3 separate regions of the Homo sapiens genome follow, and all the other regions are linked to region 1. The links are chromatin contacts, found by Hi-C or POLR2A ChIA-PET in ENCODE. All regions are on one chromosome and are shown on one strand. Each heading gives the region's core, a stretch centred on a gene start or an enhancer-like site at or near the end of the contact. The rest is flanking DNA. Distances are from core to core; before and after follow the strand shown. Region 1 has its middle 23 kb from the start of ELOA. Region 2 has its middle 34 kb from the start of ID3. Region 3 holds the start of MDS2 (myelodysplastic syndrome 2 translocation associated).

Evidence for each region. Hi-C counts contacts between places; a loop is a spot of excess contacts on that map. ChIA-PET counts read pairs that join two places held with the same protein, here RNA polymerase II (POLR2A). Pooled maps may share reads with other maps.
Region 2: a pooled map shows a loop between it and region 1 (3-fold over the local background). The contact joins two enhancer-like sites. A Hi-C loop is called at or near these places in 2 of 37 single-sample maps with no recorded cell type and 2 of 50 pooled maps. POLR2A ChIA-PET finds 5 or more read pairs at or near these places in 2 of 52 experiments (HCT116 and activated B cell).
Region 3: a loop to region 1 is called in a pooled map, with 2.0 times the contacts of the local background. The contact joins the promoter of MDS2 here to the enhancer-like site in region 1. A Hi-C loop is called at or near these places in 1 of 168 maps with a recorded cell type or tissue (B cell), 4 of 37 single-sample maps with no recorded cell type and 3 of 50 pooled maps. POLR2A ChIA-PET finds 5 or more read pairs at or near these places in 5 of 52 experiments (B cell, MCF 10A, activated B cell and 2 more).

The regions. Positions count from the first base shown.
Region 1 is chr1:23,718,459-23,723,387 of GRCh38, forward strand. No RefSeq gene overlaps it. Among named protein-coding and RNA genes, the nearest start is that of ELOA, 23 kb to the right of the region's middle. Within about 2 kb of position 2,278, at least 5 of the 41 ENCODE cell types and tissues checked have a DNase peak (open chromatin) inside an H3K27ac peak, as active enhancers do; they include B cell, where a contact is called at or near this core.
Region 2 is chr1:23,590,853-23,595,781 of GRCh38, forward strand. No RefSeq gene overlaps it. Among named protein-coding and RNA genes, the nearest start is that of ID3, 34 kb to the left of the region's middle. RefSeq lists enhancers at 1,392-2,591, 1,845-2,124, 1,848-2,619, 2,620-3,390, 4,349-4,538. Within about 2 kb of position 2,204, at least 12 of the 41 ENCODE cell types and tissues checked have a DNase peak (open chromatin) inside an H3K27ac peak, as active enhancers do.
Region 3 is chr1:23,624,969-23,629,897 of GRCh38, forward strand. It overlaps MDS2 (myelodysplastic syndrome 2 translocation associated), which reads left to right and starts at 2,366. Exons shown (of 6, transcript NR_167910.1): 1 at 2,366-2,569; 2 at 2,813-3,030; 3 at 3,539-3,629; 4 at 4,513-4,589. RefSeq lists an enhancer at 820-939.

The DNA of each region.
Region 1 (4,929 bases), core at 1,028-3,527:
GGTCAGTGCTACAGAGAGTCCTATCTGGTGTTGGGAGAGAAGATGGCAGGTAAACCTGCTCAGGTTAGTGGGGTTCTGAAACCGAGAAGGGCTTCACCAGGAGAATGGCATTTCAACTAAGCCCTGAAAGAGAAAGCTTGGTGAGAAGGGGTGGGTGTTTGTGGAAGACAAGACATTCCAGGCAGCAGGAACAGCAAGGCGAAGGCCAGAAGCAGGAGCGCCCCTTTGGTGGAGTTGAGGAATTACAAGGTTTGTATGTGGAACACAGAGTGGGGTGGAGGTTGGGCTTGCAAAGGATTTTAGGCCCCTCCTAGGAGCAGATGGAATCCATCAAAGAGTTTGGGCAAGGGATTTTTATTTTTAATTGGTAAGCCCCTTGATTTGGTTAAGTAGAAAGGAATGGAAAATAAAGTTTATTGAGGGGTTTCTATGTGTCAGCTGCTTTACCTACCATTCCCTTCTTGGGTAGAAGCCCTGTGAGGTCAGAATTACTAGGAGATGAGTTCCTTGAGGACAAGGATGAGGCATTCTCAAATCTCTGATACTAAGTAGGACACTTGGCTCAGATGATGTGCTCAATAATGATCCACATGGTTGATTTTACAGATGAGGCTCAGGGAGGTGAAGCCATTTACCCCAAGTGAGCAGGTGAGGAGGCCGTGCAGCCTAGGAGCTGTGCCAACCCTAAGCCCATACCCCTTTCTAGACCATGCTACACATGTCACAACCCCAGATTTCCCTGCTGTTTTCCAGAGCCTCTTCCCTGGGTCCCTCCTCCCCAGAACACTGGTGTGTGTACCCCTAGGCCCAAGGGGTGGCCAAGGGGCATCTGTCTGTGAGTGTGACTTTGCACTTAGGAGCTGGTGTGACCCCTGGGCTGAACGTGAGGCCCTGTGGTGCAGGACAGAGACTAAGGCAGTGTATTCATTTCCTATTTCTGCTGTAAAAAAATTACCGCAAACTTACTATCTGACATTTATGGAGGCCAGAGGTCCAAAATGGGTCTCACTGGGCTATAATCAAGGTATAGCCATGGCTGTGTCCTTCCTGAGGCTCCAGGGAGAATCTGTTTGCTTGCCTTTTCCAGCTTCTAGAGGCCACCTGTGTTCCTTGGCTGGTGGCCACCTTCAAAGCCAGCAATCCCATCACTCCAGCCTTTGCCTCTGTCATCACATCTTCTCTGACTCTGACTCATGCTTCTCGCTTTCACTTAGAAGCACCCTTGTGATTATTTTGGGCTACCTCAATAATCCAGGATAATCTCCCTATCTTGAGGTCAGCTGATTAGCAATTTTTATTGTATTAAAATAAATAAATTTGTAATATAAATTGAAATGAGGTCTTGCAATGTTGCCCAGGCTGGTCTCAAACCTCTGAGTTCAAGTGATCCTCCTGCCTCGGCCTCCCAAAGTGCTGGGATTACAGGTGTGAGCCACCATGCTTGGCCTGATTAGCAATTTTAATTCCCCCTTGCCATGTAAGATAACATATTCACAGGTTCCTGGGATCAGGGTGTGGACACCTGGGGTGGGGAGGGGACATTATTCTGCCTAATGCAGGTGGGAAGAACAGCATGTAGGTTAGGGGCTAGTTCTCCTTGTGCCACCACATCCCCAAGAACTCTTAGGAATCTGAGAATGTTAAATTTAAACCTAGCCCCAGGTCATTATGAAGGTATATTCATCGAAGTAAGAGAACAGAATAGGATAGGATAGAGTAAAAACTGTATTTAATGGTTTGTTAGTTTTTAACTTTTAAATATTTAGATAAATGGTATGTGGGCCTCTGTATACACTTTTGCCATCAGCCATGCAAATATTAGAGGTCCGTCTAACCCAAAGTCACATAGCCGGTGAGGAGTCAAATTAGAACACAGATGTGTTACTTTCACCACACAAGGCCCCTCTTCAAGGAGAAGTAAGGCACTGTCTTTCTCAGCTTCGAGGCTCTGTATCTCTGCCTGTTTCCTGGTGGTTACAGGCTATGTGCTCTGGAAACTCCTGCTGAGAACCTGGCCTCCTAGCCCTTCTGAAGCTGCAGTTCTTCTCTCACACCGTGTATTGCCCTATGCGGATACCTCTCATACAGACCCTCCACTGGGCCGTTCAAGTCCACGTACTTATGGGTTCACCAGCTAGTTAGTGCCCCCAGCAGGGATACAGAGATGGTTTAGTCACAGTCCCTGCTTGCAAGGAGCTCACAGTCTAGTGAGGACATCACACAAAGAAATGGACAGTGACGACCACACGAGAGACTCCTCCAGTGATGGGTGCACGATAATCTGGGGCAGATCTGGGGTGGGGTTAGGTACAGGCTGCTCAGAGGAAGTGATTCTCAAACTGAGTCTTAATGAGGCCAGGAGGCTGAGGGCTGGAATTTTGGGTTGGCATATTTATAGACCCTGAGGCTGCAATGGGGCAAGTTTGGGAAATCCCAACTCTGTCATGATGACTAGAACAAAGAGTAAGAGGTGAGAGGGGCCAGAAGTAAGGCTTAAAACACTAAGAGCCACAAAAAAAAAAAAAAAAAAAAAAAAAAAGCAAACAAACAAAAAAAACACTAAGAGCCTCAGCCCAGGAATGGTGGCTCATGCCTGTAATCCCAGCACTTTGGGAGGCCAAGGCAGGTGGATCACCTGAGGTCAGGAGTTCGAGACCAGCCTGGCCAACATGGTGAAACCCCATCTCTCCTAAAAATAGAAAAAAAATTAGCCAGGCATGGTGGCACACATCTGTAATTCCAGCTACTCGGGAGGCTGAGACAGGAGAATCGCTTGAACCTGGGAGGTGGAAGTTGCAGTGAGCCGAGATTGTGCCACTGCACTCCAGCCTGGGCAAGAGACTCTATCTCAAAAAAAAAAAAAAAAAAAAAAAAACCCAAAAAACACTAAGAGCCTCATTGACCCTAACAGGCTGTAGGCTTTATGAGGGGCCTAAATGTTACTGTTCATACTGTGCCTATGTACCAGGCACATCAGTGCAAGCAAGGCACGTGGCACATAGTAGATGCTTAGTAAATTTTTGCTGAAAGAATGAATGACAGGGCCAGGCACGGTGGCTTACACCTGTAATCTCAGCACTTTGGGAGGCCGAGGTGGGCAGATCACTTGAGTTCAGGAGTTCGAGACCAGCCTGGCCAACATGGTGAAACGATGTCTCTACTAAAAATACAAAAATTAGCTGGGCGTGGTGGTGTGTGCCTATAATCCCAGCTACTCGGGAGGCTAAGGCAGGAGAATCGCTTGAACCCAGGAGGCAGAGGTTACTGTGAGCTGAGATTGCACCACTGCTATCCAGCCTGGGTGACAAAGCGAGACTCCATCTCAAAAAAAAAAAAAAAAAAAAAAAGAATGATGAATGACAGGCTAGGCACTGTGGCTCATGCCTGTAATCCCAGCACTTTGAGAGGCTGAGGCAGGCAGATTGCTTGAGCCCAGGAGTTCGAGACCAGCCTGAGCAACATAGTGAAACCCCATCTCTACAAAAAATAAAAAAATAAGGTGGGCATGGTGGCATGCACCTGTAGTCCCAGCTACTTGGGAGGTAGGTGGGAGGTTGAGGCTGCAGTGAGCTGTGATCACACCACTGCACTGCAGCCTAAGTGGCAGCAAGACCTTGTCTCAAAAAAGAAAAAGAATGACATGGGCTGGGCGTGGTGGCTCACTCCTGTAATCCCAGCACTTTGGGAGGCTGAGGCAGGTGGATCACGAGGTCAGGGGTTCGAGGCCAGCCTGGCCAAGATGGTGAAACCCCATCTCTACTAAAAATACAAAAATTAGCCGGGCGCAGTGGCGGGCGCCTGTAATCCCAGCTACTCAAGAGGCTGAGGCACAAGAATCGCTTGAACCTGGGATGCGGAGGTTGCAGTGAGCTGAGATCGTGCCACTGCACTCTAGCCTGGGTGACAGAGCAAGACTCTGTCTTAAAAAAAAAAAAATGCTGGGCGCAGTGGCTCATGCCTGTAATACACTTTAGGAGGCTAAGGTGGGCAGATCACCTGAGGTAAGGAGTTCGAGACCAGCCTGACCAATATGGAGAAATCCTGTCTCTACTGAAAATACAAAATTAGCCGAGCATGGTGGCACGTGCCTGTAATCCCAGCTACTCGGCAGGCTGAGGCAGGAGAATCGCTTGGACCCGGGAGGTGGAGGTTGCGGTGGGCTGAGATCGTGCCATTGCACTCCATCCTGGGCAACAAGAGCAAAACTCCATCTCAAAAAAAAAAAAAAAAAGAACTAAAAACATTTGGTCTGAGTCTCTTAAGATATGGGGACTTCGTGTTGGGATCAGTTTTAAAGCTCCCCAAGTGACTGTAATGTGTAGCCAGGGTTGAGAGTACCAGGGCTGCAGGCCACAGGGGAGCACTGAAGGGTTTTACTCGAAATCAGATTTGCATATCAGAGTCAATTTGAATTGACAGCTCTGCAGGAGATGGGTGGAACAGGGTGCAGAGGGCAGTTGTGGAGAGGCAGTTGCAGCTTAATCCACGTTAGAGAGAATGAGATGGAAGAAGCAAATAGGTTTTGAGGGAGTTGGAAGATAACATCAGTAGGATCTGGTGAATGGAGGTGGATGGGTAGGTATGTCAGAGTCCAGGATAGCCCCTTGACTTCAGACTTGAGCCACTTGGCAAATAATGGTGCCCTTTGCTGGAGTGGGAAGTAGGGGCAGAAACAGGTTTAGGGAGGGTTTCCTTGCTGAGTAAAGTTCTTTTTTTTTTTTTTTTTGAGACAGAGTCTCGCTCTGTCGCCCAGGCTGGAGTGCAGTGGCGCCATCTCGGCTCACTGCAAGCTCCGCCTCCCAGATTCACGCCAGTCTCCTGCCTCAGCCTCCCGAATAGCTGGGACTACAGGCGCCCACCACCATGCCCAGCTAATTTTTTTTGTATTTTTAGTAGAGACGGGGTTTCACCACATTAGCCAGGATGGTC
Region 2 (4,929 bases), core at 954-3,453, 130 kb before region 1:
TCTAACATACCTTTCCCTTCCCACCTCAATGCCTTTGTTTGTTTGTTTTGTTTTGTTTGTTTTTGAGATGGAGTTTCACTCTTGTCGCCCAGGCTGGAGTGCAGTGGGGAGGTCTCACCTCACTGCAACCTCCGCCTCCCGGGTTCAAGCAATTCTCCTGCCTCAGCCTCCTGAGTAGCTGGGATTACAGGCATGTGCCACCACACCCGGCTAAGTTTTGTATTTTTAGTAGAGATGGGGTTTCACCACGTTGGCCAGGCTGGTCTCGAACTCCTGACTTCAGGTGATCCGCCCGTCTCGGCCTCCCAAAGTGCTGGGATTACAGGCGTGAGCCACTGCGCCCGGCCAACCTCAACGCCTTTGCACTTGCCTTTCCTTCGCCTTGAAATGTCTTCCCCACATCTTTGTCACCTCCTTAGGAAGCCTTCTTTGACCACTCACTCAATTAGCCACTTGGTCACTATCTTCTTGTCCTGTTTTACTTTCTTTAGGGCACTGGCCACCCCTAGAGATGATCTTGGTACAGTACCGGTTGGCTTGTTTGTTGTCTGTTTGCCTCTATTAAAATGTAAGCTCTAAGAAGGCAGGGATCTATCCCTGCGCACCTAGGGCCGTGTCCGGCCCTCAGCAGATGCTCAGGAGTCTGTGAAGCTAACAGCTGCTAGGGTGGGTTTCTGCAGCCTGGAAGAGCCTGACAGGGCTGCGGCTTTCTGATGGTGGAGGGCTGGTGATGGGCACCAGGAGGGACAGATGTTTGGATATTGAACTGAGCTGTTGACACAGGTTAGAAAAACTCGTCCTCTTTTGGGGGAAGGGCAGGGTGGGGTGAGAAAGAGTTTAAAATAGGTGACCTTTTCAAGCAGATGCGGGAGGAAGGAAGAGCCCGCTGACATCACAGCTGAGAGGCCCAGAGCTCGGTTGTGGCCCAGGGGCCAGCGCTACCAGGGCAGGCCCCCAGCCTGAGTCACTCCCACCTGTAAGTCAGGCGACCAGGCCAAGCCTGGGGGTGGGGGCACTGTTCTGAGAGGCATAGGGCGGGCAGAGAGAGGTGGCAGCTGCTGCCCACCCGGGACCTCCTCCTTTCGTCCCTCAGGCCTCCTCCAGCCATTCACTGTCCTCGGCATTATGGAGGCCTGGGCAAGGCACAGGTCCTCGGTTTCCCCATCTGGAAAGGGGAGTGGAGGGGGAGGAAGGATTTGGGCTCAAAGGTCTCAGAGGATCAAATCCAGGCATCTCTGTTTGTCATAGATGACCTCACCCCAGCTATTGATCTCCACTCCCTTGCACCCACATCTGCCTTGTGTTCCTGTCTCTGGGCCCCCATTCAAGCTCTTCATCCTCCTCTTCCCCCGTTCCCCAATATACTAGTACCTCCTCTCCTAAGCAAACACTTTCCACCCTCCAGGCTTGGGGAGGCTGGGTGCAGGAGAGGAAGGAACATGGGCTTTGGAGCCTGACAGCTGGTTCCAGATCCGGCCTTGTCCCTGACACCTTTCGTCTATTGTCACCCTTTTGACCTCAGTTTTCCTTTCTGTAGAGTGGGTATATCTACCTTCTACATTGTGGTAAAGATTTTTTTTAAAAGCCTGTTGTGAAAGTTTGTTTCCTTTGCCTTTTTTTTTTTTCTAGTTTGTTACTGCTGCTCTGAAGCTTTTCAGCATTTCTTGAAATAATGAATTCCAGTAACACTGATAGCTCTTGGCCGGCCCACCATGAAGCCCTTGATCCCAGCCTGGCTGAGAATAGACTGTTTCACACATCACTAACTCTGCCCCAGCCTCTGGCTCAGAGCTAGTAGCAGGACATGAAGGTTTACTGAACACCAAACAGATGGTGAGTGCCCTGCTAAGAACTTCACATACATCTGCCCCCTCCATCCTCCTCACTGTGAGGAAGTGTCATCGTCCCCACCAGAAAAACAAGGACTGGGAGGTGTCCTGACTTGCCCAGGCAGAGACTGGTGAGTGATGAGGCTGGAAAAGTGACAGGGCCCAGTTCTTGAAGGGCTCTGAATATATTTTATCTTTTTAATCATTTTATTATTTTTATAGAGATGGGGGCCTCACTATGTTATCTAGGCTGGTATCCAACTCCTGGCCTCAAGTGATGCTCCCACCTCAGTCTCCCAGAGTGCTGAAATTACAGGCATGAGCCACCATGCCCAGCTGAATACACTACCTTAAGGGCAGTGGAGAGGTTTTAGACAGGGAGGCAACATGATCAGACTTGGGCTGAAGGCTGGGTGGGGTTGAGATAGGTAGGGAGGAAAGAGAAGGGTAATAGTTTGATTTCTGCTTCCCAGAGTTGTAAGAAGGGTGAGCTTGCCTTGTCAAAGAGGGAAGGTGATTGGGCAGGGCAGATGGGAACACAGCTAACACCTGTGAACTGGAATGAGCCATGTGAGCTGGGATTGGGTGAGAAGCTTGGGATGGGCGCACGTTGCCTAATACATGGCCTTAGGCAAGTTATTTGGCTTCTCTGAATCTCAAGTTTCTCATCTGTAAAATGGGCTTAATCACAGTATAACTTCCTGAGGAGCCGTGAGACTTCAGCAAGATAATTAAGACATGCAAAGCACTTACTTGGACCAGGGCCTGGCATAGAACAAGTGCTCAAGAACCACCAAGCACTGTGAAAAGCGAGACATCATCGTGATTTTTATTGTAATCCTCATGGCTCTTGGGATAGCCTTTCCAGTCGGCTGGGGGCTTCAACTCCCAGGAGCATTCCCAAGCCCAGCAGTTTCAGGTGGGCTCTGTTAGCTGATGTTTCCCTGCTTCCTGGCAGGGAGGGTGGGAATGGCAGCCAAGAGTGCAGGTGTCACGTCCCCTCCCTCCCCATCTATTTCCAGCGTAGCTGCCTGAGGCCACTGCCAGGTGTGGGTGGTGAGTCAGAGCCAGGCTGAGAGGACAAGGCAGCCCCGGGGGCCTGAAGCTGTCTCAGCCTCCCTCCCTCGGCCTTTCCCATGGGCATTTTGAAGGGGGAAGGCTGGGCCAGTGCCCAAGGGTCCTCCATCAGTGTCACATAGAGGACACAGGGTAGAGACCCAAGGTCCCCCAATCTACCTCTTTGCTGGCTGGAGGTGGGGGCAGAGGCCATGTTCTATTCATCTCTACCTCCAAGAATATCTAAGACAGGGCTTGGCACATAATAGGGATGCAAGAAATGCACGTTGACTGAATGAAGCAATGTTTGTTCAGGACTTTAGAGGAGCAGGATTTGTTCATGAGAACAGACTATGAGCTCTGCAGACAGACAGACAGACAGAGAGATAGACAGGGTTTATATGACCCCGGATAGGGGAATTTGCCTCTCTGAGCCTCAGTTTGCTCATCAGTGAAATGGGGATAACAATGTGTACTTTATATTAAGGACTGTTGTGAGGTGTAAGTGGGGCAACCTCAGGAAACTGTCTACTGTGCCTGAGACTATATCTATAATAACATTGATCACATTTTGTTGCAAGTATGTATTGCCATATTTGCCCCTCTCTGGATGGTGAGCTCCCCTTGGGTCAGGACAATAGTAAGTAGAGGCTTCTGAGACAGGAAGGTATGAACTTGAATCCTGGACCTATTTTTACTTTACTGTGTGACCTTGGACAAATCACACACCCTCTCTGAGCCTCAGTTTATTTATGAAACAGAAATGGTGACTGTAGAGGCCGTGGTGAGGATTAAAAGAGGCATGTTGTGCAAAGCACCCAGTCCAGTATCTGGTACCTGAAGGCAACTATATCATGGAATAGGAACAGGCTTCAAATGGATCAACAAGGACCAGCCCTCATGGCTGGGTGAATGGAAAGATCTTGGGCTGGCAGTGAAGAGACGTGGGCTCTGGAACTGACTTTGAAGCCAACTGGCTGAGAGTCCTGGGACAAGTCCTTCAGCTTCTCTGGGCTGAGCCTCACATCTGTAAAATGAAGGGCTTGGATCCCGTGGCCCAAGGGTCCTTCTGGCTCAGCATACTCTGGCTGAGGCAGGTAACCTTGGCCAGACCCTGTGAGCTGACTCCTCAGTAAGAAGCAGAACATGGAAGATCCTGGTGTGTCCCAGATGTGTCTTGAGTCCATGAAGGTAGTCAGTCAAGTACACCCTGGCCCTGGCCCCAGCAAGCCACAGGGATGAGCCTGGGGCCTCTGCAGGCAAAGAAGATGTGCCCAATGCACACAGCTAATGAGCAAGCAGGCAGGTGAACCATGCATGGCTGGCCCCAAGATCAAGGCTCGCCACACTGCTTCCCGTAGGCTGCCCTCCCCCAACCCTGCCCTTATGCACCTCTCATCCTGGTCTGTCCTCAGGGCACGCTGTGAAGCAGGCCTTGTTCCTCATTTTATTAATGCAGAAACAGGCCCAGCAGCGCTCAACTGCAAAGTCAAGGAGACAAAACTTGAACTTGGGGCCTCCTGCTCCCAGGCCTTTCCTGCTACACTTAGGGCCTTTCGCAGGGAACTTTCGTTTTCTTTTTTTTTTTGAGATGGAGTCTCGCTCTGTCACCCAGGCTGGAGTGCAGTGGCGAGATCTCGGCTCACTGCAAGCTCCGCCTCCCGGGTTCACACCATTCTCCTGCCTCAGCCTCCCGAATAGCTGGGACTACAGGCGCCCGCCACTGCGCCTGGCTAATTTTTTGTATTTTTAGCAGAGACAGGGTTTCACCATGTTAGCCAGGATGGTCTCGATCTCCTGACCTCGTGTTCCACCCGCCTCGGCCTCCCAAAGTGCTGGGATTACAAGCGTGAGCCACCGCGCCTGGCCGGAACTTTCTTTACCTGAATGTCACTGCCCCCTGCTCTGACCCTCTCACCCACCCAATGTCCTCTCCTTGTCCTCAGCTCGTCTTCCTCCAGGCCATCATCCCCCTGGCTCTGACTGCATTTCCTAAAGTGACTCTGACAATCTTGTTCTCACCTAATGGCATTCATTCATTCAT
Region 3 (4,929 bases), core at 1,116-3,615, 93 kb before region 1:
CCTCAGCCTCCCGAGTAGCTGGGACTACAGGCGCCTGCCACCATGCCTGGCTAATTTTTTTTTTTTTTTGTATTTTTAGTAGAGATGGAGTTTCACCGTGTTAACCAGGATGGTCTCAATCTCCTGACCTCGTGATCCGCCCACCTCGGCCTCCCAAAGTGCTGGGATTACAGGCATGAGCCACCGCGCCTGGCCAGGGGCTGGATTTTATTCCAAGTGCAGTGGGTGGTTTTGGACAGCAGAGTGTTGTGATCTGATATATGTCTTTATTTTATTTTATTGAAACAAGAGTCTTGCTCTGTCACCCAGGCTGGAGTGCAGTGGTGTGATCTCGGCTTACTGCAACCTCTGTCTCCCAGGTTCAAGTGATTCTCATGCCTCAGCCTCCAGAGTAGCTGGGATTACAGGTGCCCACCACCACAACAAGGAAATTTTTTTTTTTTTTTTAGTAGAGGCAGGGTTTTGCCATGTTGGCTGGGCTGGTCTCAAACTCCTGACCTCAAGTGATCCGCCTGCCTTGGCCTCCCAAAGTGTTGGAATTACAGGCGTGAGCCACCATGCTCAGCCTAATTTATGTCTTTAAAAGATCACTCTGACTGCCTTGTGATCAACTATCTATGAACTGATCTAAATACTTCTTGAAGCCACTAGTATTTTTAGCCAGTACCCCCTCTGTGTGAAGCAAAACTTCCCTTTACTGGTCTTAAATTTACTTCTTTCGAGTTTCAAGGGGAGCCCCCTTCTGCCTCCTATCTTAGGGTTAGTGGCCCAATGCGAGATCTCTAGTAAAGGTTTTCACAGAGTGGGTGGGAGGAGGGTCTCCCAGTTTATACCTTACCTGCTCTGTGATGTTTCACCACCTGTAAAATGAAAATAATGAGAGTGGCCACCTCAAGAGGCTTTGATGATGAAATGGGACACAGCTTGGCAGCAGGGAGTAATCAATATAGGCTAGCTTCCATGCAGATGACAATTATGGTGATCAGGAGGAGGATGATAATGATAGGGATGATGGTGATGGTGATGATGATGGTGATGATGGGGATGATGGTGATGGTGATGATGGTGATGTTGATGGTGATGGTGATGATGGTGATGGGGATGATGATGATGGTGATGGTGATGGTGATGATGATGGGGATGATGATGATGGTGATGTTGGGGATGATGATGATGGTGGTGATGGTGATGATGATGGGGATGATGATGATGGTGATGATGATGATGGGGATGATGATGGTGGGGATGATGGTGATGGGGATGATGGTGATGGGGATGATGATGATGGGGATGATGGTGATGATGGGGATGATGATGGTGGGGATGATGGTGATGGGGATGATGGTGATGGGGATGATGATGATGGGGATGATGGTGATGGTGATGATGATGATGGGGATGATGATGATGGGGATGATGATGGGGATGATGAGGATTCTGTTGTGTGATATTGGGGGAGTCAGTGAATGACATTTTCCATGTCTGTCAAATAAGGGTGTTGGACCAAATGATCTGTGAAGGTCCATCGAGGTCTGATGTTCTAGAATTTTCTAGTTTAAGTGCTCTCTTCCTCCTTTCAGCCTGGGTTACCCTCTTCCCTGCAATTTTGGTGCTCCCTAGTGATGTGTGATGAGAGATGGAGTATTATAGTAGAGACAAAACTGATGTGGAGTCAGGAGGCCCGAGGTTCCAGCGGCACCATTTATAGTGGAGTCTTCATCATGGTGCATTTAACTTACACACATTTTTTTTTTCTCTTTGAGACAGGGTCTTGCTCTGTCACCCAGGCTGGGGTGCAATGGCGTGATCTCGGCTCACTGCAACCTCCACCTCCTGGGCTCAAGTGATTCTCATGCCTCAGCCTCCCAAGTAGCTGCGGTTATAGATGTGCACCACCACGCCCGGCTAATTTTTGTATTTTTCACAGAGACGGTGTTTCACCAGGTTGCCCAGGCTGGTCTCGAACTCCCGGCCTCAAGTGATCTGCCCACCTTGGCCTCCCAAAGTGCTGGGATTACGGGCGTGAGCCACTGCACCCAGCCTAATTTACACACATTTAAACACGCGTGTAAAGGGAGGGGAGAGAGAGAGAGAGCACGTTGTGCATGAATCACTGCTACAGAGTCACACTCCAATTCCACTTGGTGAGCACTCACCCCTTGAGAGGGAATGTGACCTGCCAGGTTCCCCCCGCCGGTCCAAGTTCCTGCACTTCCAGCCTCATGTGGGCTCTCATCATGCTGAGTGTGATCCTGCTGTTCAAATGGTTTTTATGTGGTGTGGCCCCAGATACAAGCCAACCATTTCACCTGTGGTGAGCGGAAGGCGCAGCTATCTATAACACCTGAGAAAAAAAGAACCTGCTGTACTAGCTGTCAGCTGCTGGAGACCTTGCTTTCTGTTTCACTGGGAAACAGAAGCAATCAGAAGGAAACTTCCTCAGACTCCACCTCTCCCTTCACTCCCGCCTGTATCCGTGCCTGTTACCTGGACGCCTTGTGGAACTTGAATTCTACGCCCTCCACTGGGACACTGCCCTTCATCCTCTCTCACCTCCTCCAGGACAACAGTGAGCAATTCCTTGCGTCTCTCCCACAGCTCCAGGGGTCCCCCTCTTCTGCTGGCTCATTCACATCACCACACAATCGGCTGCAGTTCTTCCAATTGTACACACACACACACACATGCACAAGCCCATGCACACACACCCCCACACCCACACCGTCATATTTCTTTGCTCCCCCTTCCAGGAAAACATCTCAGTGTTTTCTGAATTGACCATCTTCATCCCTCCTTCCTTTTCTCTCTCCAGCTCTCTCTGTGGGGCTTTCACCCCCATCGCTCCACTGAAACTGCTCTTGTCAAGGTCATCGATGACCTCCCGCTGACAAACTCAACTGTCCCATCTCTACACCCCAAACTGACCCATCAGGAATAGCATGAGCTCCACCTTCCAAAGCTTCCGCAATCTCACCGTCTCCACCGTTACTACCTGTGTCCGAGGCACCACTGTTTCTTGCCTGGAGTTGTGTAAGAGCCTCTCAGTGACGTTCCCTGCTTTCTTTCTTTTTTTTTTTTTTTTTTTTTGAGACGGAGTCTTGCTGTCGCCCAGGCTGGAGTGCCGTGGCGCCATCTCCTCTCACTGCAAGCTCCGCCTCCCGGGTTCACGACATTCTCTTGCCTCAGCCTCCCGCGTAGCTGGGAATACAGGCGCCCGCCACCTCGCCCGGCTAATTTTTTGTATTTTTAGTAGAGACGGGGTTTCACCGTGTTAGCCAGGATGGTCTCGATCTCCTGACCTCGTGATCCGCCCACCTCGGCCTCCCAAAGTGCTGGATTACAGGCGTGAGCCACCGCGCCCGGCCAATTTTTTTTTTTTAGACGGAGTCTCGCTCTGTTGCCCAGGCTGGAGGGCAGCTCGCTCCAAGCTCCGCCTCCTGGGTTCACACCATTCTCCTGCCTCAGCCTCCCGAGTAGCTGGGACTACAGGCGCCCACCACCACGCCTGGCTAATTTTTTTTATTTTTATTTTTAACAGAGACGGGATTTCACCGTGTTAGCCAGGATGGTCTCGATCTCCTGACCTCGTGATCCGCCTGTCTCGACCTCCCAAAGTGCTGGGATTACAGGTGTGAGCCACCGTGCTGGGCATCCCTGCTTTCATCCTAGCACTCCCTGCTGCCTTTATACCCCATAGAATAACCAATGTGATCTTTTCATTTATTCATTTATTATTATTATTATTATTATTATTTTGGAGGCAAAGTCTCGCTCTATCCCCCAGGCTGGAGTACAGTGGTGCAATCTCGGCTCACTGCAACCTTCACCTCCCGGGTTCAAGTGATTCTCATGCCTTAGCCTCCCCAGTAGCTAGGATTACAGGCCCCCACCACCACGCCCGGCTAATTTTTGTGTTTTTAGTAGAGACGGGGTTTCACCATGTTGGCCAGGCTGGTCTCGAACTCCTGACCTCAGATGATCTGCCCACCTCGGCCTCCCAAAGTGCTGGGATTACAAGCATGAGCCACCGCACCCAGCCAATGTGATCTTTTTAAAACATGAGTCAAATTACTTCCTTCCTCTGTTCAAATGCCCCAGTGGCTCCCCTCTCACTCAGAGAAAATCTTAACACCGTTCTGTGGCCTAGAAAGTCCTACCTGAGCTGTGCACACCCCTCCCCACCTTACCTCCTGTTGCTTTTCCCTCCCTTGCCCCAGCCCCACTGGCCTCCTTGCTGTTCTTCGAGCAGCCAAGCACAATCACGCCTCCCGGTCTTCGCCCTTGTATTCCCTCTGCCTAGAGAAGGTAACTGCCCCTGCCCATTTATCCATGACAGGGCTCACTTCCGCTCATCACTAGGCAAGTTTCTCTGGCCATCCTGTTATACATACAATAGCACCCTAATCCTCTCTCACCTCTCCCACTGTCTAGCCCTCTCTCCTGCTTGTCGTTTCTTCATGGCATTCATCACTGTAGAACTGACCTTTGTTTACTGTATGTCTCTCCCACTAGAATGTTGTAGTCCTCATCATCAGCAGAGACTTTGTGCCATCCTCTGCTATATTATCCTGAAGAGTGCCTGGCTCATGGTAGGTGTTGAATCAATATACGTTAAGTAGATGAAAGCGTTTGCATAACTGGGAAGCTATTTGTTGGTGTCCACTGCACTCCAGCCTGAGTAACACAGTGAGACCCTGTCTTAAAATAATAATAATAATAATAATAATAATAATAATAATAATAATAATAATAATATTGGTGAGGGCTGGGTGCGATGGCTGATGCCTATAATCCCAGTACTTTGGGAGGCTGAGGTGGGTGGATTGCTGGAACACAGGACTTCAAAACCAACCTGGGCAACATGGTGAGACCCTGGCTCTACAAAAAAATTTTAAAAAGTAGCCCTGCATGGTGGCACGTGCCTGTGGT